Linked DNA regions of Homo sapiens: region 1 is linked to region 2. A link is a contact called in ENCODE Hi-C data. All regions are on one chromosome and are shown on one strand. Each heading gives the region's core, a stretch centred on a gene start or an enhancer-like site at or near the end of the contact. The rest is flanking DNA. Distances are from core to core; before and after follow the strand shown.

The links. A loop is a pair of places that touch in the nucleus more often than their neighbours do. Pooled maps may share reads with other maps.
Region 1: a pooled map shows a loop between it and region 2 (11-fold over the local background). The contact joins the promoter of SPRY2 here to the promoter of POU4F1 in region 2. A Hi-C loop is called at or near these places in 1 of 168 maps with a recorded cell type or tissue (naive thymus-derived CD4-positive, alpha-beta T cell), 3 of 37 single-sample maps with no recorded cell type and 10 of 50 pooled maps.

Annotation. Positions count from the first base shown.
Region 1 is chr13:80,339,625-80,342,721 of GRCh38, forward strand. SPRY2 (sprouty RTK signaling antagonist 2) reads right to left here and starts at 1,502. Exons shown (of 2, transcript NM_005842.4): 1 at 998-1,502. RefSeq lists silencers at 1,450-1,639, 1,870-1,919.
Region 2 is chr13:78,602,203-78,605,622 of GRCh38, forward strand. It overlaps POU4F1 (POU class 4 homeobox 1), which reads right to left and starts at 1,350. Exons shown (of 2, transcript NM_006237.4): 1 at 1,002-1,350; 2 at 1-349. The coding sequence starts at 1,124. OBI1-AS1 (OBI1 antisense RNA 1) reads left to right here. Exons shown (of 6, transcript NR_047001.1): 4 at 3,099-3,242. RefSeq lists a silencer at 1,141-1,300.

The DNA of each region.
Region 1 (3,097 bases), core at 252-2,751, 1.7 Mb after region 2:
CTACCTCCGCCCCTCTTCTCTTTCCCAGTCCCCCCTCCCCTTTGAAAGTGCTTTGAAACCCCCATTAAGAACAGTGTGTGATCAGACTGAGGATTAGGGGAAAAGAACTTCAGCTCTAGGGTGGGGCAAACGGACACAGAAACTGCTTTGTAAAAAACACACAAGAATCCAAATTAAAACACAGCAACAACAACAACAAAAGGAAATAAAAAATTGCCTATTTTGCCACCTACTTTCAGGTAATGGAAAATGATCGCGACCGCTTGATGACTTTCTTCCTGCGCTGGGTCAGCCCGAGCTTCCAAAAATAAAATAAGTGTGACCCAGGCTGACCACGAAGAACGGAAGAGAGAGAGCTGCACTTCCGAACCGCAGAGACCCGGCGCCAGGCAGGGCGACGCTCCCACCCGCTCCGGGCTAGACTGTCCACACGGAGCAGAGGCGGGCACTCCCTCCACCCGGCACCCTGCCTTTTTCTCACCCTGGAAGTCTCCTGCCCCCGAGGCGGGCAACCTGTGTCCCCCAGCCCCACCAGCGCCCCGCCTAGGGACAGCCTCTCCCTGGACTTTGCCTTCCACCAAGAGGAAGAACAGGTTAGAAATGCGGGCGCCTGCAAAGGCAACCTGGAAAATACAAAGTGTTTTTCTCTCCCTCTCCCGCTCTCAGCGCCGAATTCGCGGCCAGTGCACGGCTGGGAGCAGACTTCAGGCTAGCTGTCCTCCGTCCCAACCCCCTAGAGCGCGGGCGCGCGGGGTCGCCTGTCGGGGACACTGCACGGGGTGCATACAGAAGTCCCCGCAGAGGCAGGCCGAGCCCAAGCCCCGGGCGAGGCAGGTCCGCGGGGAGCGCCCCGGATCCTCGCGAAGACCCTGCGGGATTTGAGAAAGGGAGGCTCGGGGAGAGACGGACCCAACTCCTGGTCCGGCTGCACCTACTCCATGTTGCCCACAACGCGCCGGCCGCGGCGCCAGGAGGGGAAGAGCCAAACGTGCCTCACCGTGATCGCGGCTTTGCACCAACCCCTCTCCCTTGGATTCTCTTCTTTCTGCGATGTGCAAATAAATCCAGTCTCGATGCAAACTTTTTTCCTTTCTTTCCAACCTCTGCTTTAGACCAACTTCCGAGCAATCGGCGGGAGAAAAAAAGAGAATTCGGAGCCAGATTCCCCGCTGATGAACACTCCGGGGTTCGGAGCTGGAGACGACTCCCCTTCTACAAGCGCACGCGGAGTATTTCCTCTTTTTTCTCAATGAACAAGAGGCCGAAGCGCCAACGGCAAGTCCCTTTTCCTGGCAGATGAGCGAATGGGAAAAGAAAACGGCCTTACGGAGAACCTAAAGCCAGATCGCCAAGTGGTGCGGCCGGGGCCGCGTCGTAGCGGAGGCGGCGCGGGGGCGCGGGCCGGGCCGGGCCGGGCGGGCGCGGGGGCCTGGGCGCTGCGCGCTCCGCCGGCCCCTCTCCTCCGCTAGCGCTGCGGCGCGCAGCTCTCGGCGGTGCAGACTGGGCGTTGTGGAGGCGAGGCAGCGAGGCCGAGGCGGGGGCGGTGGGTGCGGAGGAGGAGGAAGAGGAGGAGGAGGAGGAGGAGGAGGGTCTGGGGCCCGCCCGGGGGGGGCTCGCCGTTGGCCTGCGCCCTCGCCTTTCCGGAGGAGGCAGGGAGCTCTGCGGCGGCCGCGGCAGCAGTAAATGGCGTCATGTGGATCCGAGGCGGAACAGAGCAGTTGTTGTCCCAGAGGATATATCGCATCCGGTCCCAGCTCATTGGCTCCGCGGGGCTACATTCACTCACACTCCAGCGCCCGCCAGCGCTCCGAGCCGCAGGAGGCATTCAAAAGGGCAACCGCGCCGCCCCGCGCGTCCCCAGGCCGGTCCTGCCGCCCGAGCGCCGTCACGCGGGGCGCCCGCGGGGCCGGGCTGGGCACTGCAGGGTCAGTTTATCTAGTTTCAAGGAAACACTGACCTTAAGGTTTGCCCAGAGGCAATGAGGACGAGCCAGAGGCTCGAGCTGACTTAGGGAACTTTCTCCTTGCCACCAGGAAAGGGGAATGAACATTTAAGACTAATCTGGGCCACGCAGTGTTAGCATGAAAAACAAGTTGCAGGTTTTAAGACTTTATCCAGAATCCATTTCAAGTCTACCTCTCCCCTTTTCTGTTCCCCTTTGCGGAGCGGGTGACGGGGGCTGGGGCGGGGGGAGAAGAAGGGGGAGGGGAAGGGGAGCGGGAAGTGAGGTGGGAGGGCTATTGGTTTATTCTTTGTCTACTGGATTAACCCGATTATACACCAGGCACCAGCACAAACCGCCTCCCCCACCTCCGAGCCTTGTACGGGAGGAACGGAATGCAGATTCGAGTTTCAAGTACCTTCTGCTCTTGCTGGGATTTGCTTTTGATTGTGTCGACTTGTAGTTTTTCCGTTTATTAGAATTTCATTTTTAAGGGGGGTTATCTATGAATGGAGGCTTTTTGAAGAGCTTCCTTACTATTTTGCTTCATGCAGTAGCTAAAGTCTACAGTCTAAGCCTTTTAACTTAATTCATTAATAGACAGGAACAAGATTACTCAGGGCGACAGCATGGGCTTCCGAAATGGGGGGGCGGGGGGGAGGGAAGGGTTGGCTCACTGCAGATTTCCTTCTTCCCTTAACTAAAAGTCATCCTTCATTTCCCACTTTTCTTGCCACCTAGAACATTTCTCAAGATTCTGTTGTCCATGTTGAAGGTGCACTATTCTTTCCCATTTACAAAAAAAAAATAAAGATAGAAAATGCATACATATGCACTGTCCTAGCTGCCGTTCATTTACTAAGAAATGTGCCTTCACGTGGGAGCACCAGTGGAAAATTAAAACTTGCGCATACACACGCCTAATATTGCATTCTGTCGAGCGACTTACAGAATGCTTTTACTTTACAGGGAAGTACCTGCTTGTACGGTCAAAATTCCCGAATAGCACCTGCGATCTTGCCCCATGCGGGGTGTTCTTGAAAGCAGTGTTAGGAAAACATGGTGCTTCACTCGTCCAGCTTTAACCCAATCCATTTGCAGCTACCCTGGAACTAGCTGCCTTCTTCTGAGCTCCTGCTCTAGAATGTCCCCAGC
Region 2 (3,420 bases), core at 100-2,599:
CGCCGCCGCCGCCCGGGCCGCCACCGCCCCCCGGGCCGTCGTGGGCGCCGCCGCCGCCGGCCGCCGCGCCCGCGCCGCCCGCGCCGGCCATGAGCGCGAGCGACGGCGAGGAGATGTGGTCCAGCAGATCGCCGGGTTCGAGCGCCTGGTGGTGGTGGTGGTGGTGGTGGTGGTGCGCCAGAGGCACCGTGGAAGTGGACGTGCACGGCACGCTGTTCATCGTGTGGTACGTGGCGTCCGGCTTGAAAGGATGGCTCTTGCCCTGGGACACGGCGATGTCCACGGCCGCCAGCGCCTCGGCCCGCGCCAGCAGCGTCTCGTCCAGGCTGGCGAAGAGGTTGCTCTGCAGCTGCAGGCGACACAAACCAAACCAAAAAAACCACAAAACCAAAAGAGCAAAACAAAACAACAGAAGAAACACACACACAGGCCGGAAAGCACAGCATGCGAAGGGCAAACACAAAGCAACCAAAATAACAACGGGTTTGGGGGCAGTGGAGAGCGGGAAAGACGGAGAGGGGGCACATTGACGACCAGGGAGGGGGCAGACGAGAAGGGATGGGAGCGTGGAGAGGGGGACAGAAGTAGGGAGAAAGGGGGACACAAGAACACATTCCGGAAACGGGCGTGGGAGACGAAAAAGAGGGAAAAGAAGAAATGGAAATGTAACTCGCAGCTGGGGACCCGTGTCACACACCCGAGCACGCACAGAGACTGCCTTTCTGAGGCGTGAAATTAACAGAGAAAGTAGAGGGAAGTCGAGAGTCCTGGCCCCAGCGCTCCCTACTCCGATCGCAGGCGCCTGACGCGGAGGCAGAGGCAGACAGGAACACGACATTAAGGGCCGCCGGACAAAACGTGCCTCGCTGCGGGACTGCTCTACACCCCCTGCCCGCAGTTCCCCGCACCGGGACCTGCACACACCAGCCCCCGACATGCAGCGTTTCGGAGACGGGGAGGGGCGGGCGCGCGGGCCGGGGCCGCGGGCGTGGGGCGCTTACCGGCGGCGTGGGCAGGCAGGCCCGCCGGATGGCCTCGGAGCTGGAGTGCAGCGACGGGTACTTGTGCTCAGGGAGGGTGGGATGCATGGCAAAGTGAGGCTGCTTGCTGTTCATGGACATCATCGTGGCGGCTTGGCATGTATATCCACAAACACTCCGAAAGTCCGCGGGAAAGTGCGTACGCCGGCTCACCCGGCCTCCCTTCGGAGGCTGCAGCCGCGGCGGTCGCGGCGGCTGGCGGCGGCCCCGCCGCGGGCTGCTGCTGCTGCTCCTGCTGCTGCCAGGCGCTCCCTCTGACCGCGCAGAGCGCCGCGCGCCGGCCTCGCGGTCCCGCTTCTCCGACAGCTCTAGCCCCGCGCGCCGACGGGATGCACTCCTCTAACACCTGAGCCCCACTTCTCGCGGCCGTCCCGGGGAGCTCTCGCGAGAGCTCGCGGCCCCACCGCGCTGACAGGCATCAGCTGTCTCCGTCTGTCTGACGCGCGCTCTCCTTCTCGGCGGCCCCGTGCGTCTGCGCGCGCGCGCGCTCGTCCGGCCGCGACCAGCGCGTGGGAGCCGCTCTTATAGTGACCACCAGCAAGGACAGCGCAGGTGATGCACCTGTAGCTACCCGGGCATGCGCACTGCCCGCCTCACCTTTCCCACCGTGGTCTGGAAAGATCAGAAGGTCCAGCTATTGTCTAAGGGTGGGCACCTTTTAGAATAAAAAAGACGAGATGCGCGCACGCCCCTCTATGTGTGTGTGTGTGTGTGTGTGTGCGTGCGTGTGTGTGTATGTGTGTATGTTTCTTCTCCCTGATAGCAAGCCTTGAATATATGAGCATTACTTAGGCATTCCTCCTCTTCGGGATGCCTAACAAGCTGTTGTATAATGTATACAGCTGGACATTTCTACGTTAAATTATGCCCGCGCATTCCTCTGTATACAGTATAAATAACAACACAGAAATGCAGAAGGTGCTGTCTTTTGCTGCAAGAACCTGTTTCTTTAAAGGTTTATAAATAGGTTCCTGGAGAATAATCGCGGTGACAGACATTTGTTTGAAGCAGTCAGACGCTATTGATTTCCATATAATTTAATTTCCTCCGCATACTTTTTTGTTGTTGTTGTGAATATAACTGTGTCAGGCACCGCCAGTGACAGCCACTTAGGAGCCACAAGGAGCGTGTGCTTTCTACTCGGGAAAAGCTGTTGAAATGAAATTGTGCATTTCTCTTATTGTTTGTCTCCTTCAACCGTGTACAAACCCACGTTTCAAACGAGCTCCGGGTGATCTAAGGCTTCTAGTAATCAAAAGGAAAAAACAGTTAACAGGGTGTAGTTGGGATCCTTCCTCCCCTCAGCGTACACACACACACACACACACACACACACACACACACACTTTATGCTGGGAACTCCAGGAAAACTGCTTCAGAGAAAAGGGAATAAGATGTTGAAAAGAGAACTTTCTTTTCCCTTCCATCTTTTTGGCTTTTTGCCTCATATCTCTGCCTGCTTATATATATTTTTTTCAATAGGAGACAGATCAAACTAACTTACAGGAAAGCTTGATTCAAAAATATTAAATCAAGCCAATTTGAAAGAACGGGGACAAGCTCTGGTCCAGTTTTTAAATTTTTAAAAAATTATTGTGAAATTAAGACCTAAAAAGAATAAATCAATTAGCCAACCTGTTATATGGCCCTTATGTGGTAGCAGATCAAGAGCCTCCCAGGGGAGCCACAGTTCAGGTGCCAAAGTCCCCAGGGAAGGAGCACTTGCTCGCGGTGATAATAACCTAACAGCCCAGATGTTATCACATCTGCGGTAAGAGAGCTGGAGAGCAGCAAGGGGCTGCTTATGGAAAGCAGAAATCAGATAATCTTTCTGTTCTCTCCCACACCAAGGAAGTCTGTATTTCCACCAAAGAGCAGATCTCATTTCTATAAACCTAAATTTGCGTTCCCGTGGATTTTATCTTTCCTCTGCACAAATGCATGTGTGTTTAGCATACCCACTCACCTACTCAGATTCCAAGAAGAGCCCACAGGCGTCACCATGGCTTTTTCTTTCTTTCTTTTCATGTTCCCCCCCACCCCCTCCCTTCCTTCTAGCTCCAGAGGGAAGTGAGAAGGATGTTCACTTGCTGGTGAGAGAAGGAGCTGGTTCCATCCATTACGCAGTCCCCTGGGAGCGCTAAATGCAACTTTATCTCAACGGGGAGTGGACGATGAGCAGGACGTCGCTAGAGGGAAAGAGTGAGTCCTACGGTAGTCATCACACCGGGAGTCCGGGCTTAACCTAGTCCTTCCTGACACCCCTGGTGGCCGTTCCCTGCGCTCTCTCTTGACGGGAAAGAAAAGGCCCCCACAGAGGGTGAGGGCCTGGAACCTGCCCCTCCCCTCTCAAGGAAGCGCTGGTCTTTAGGGACCCTGA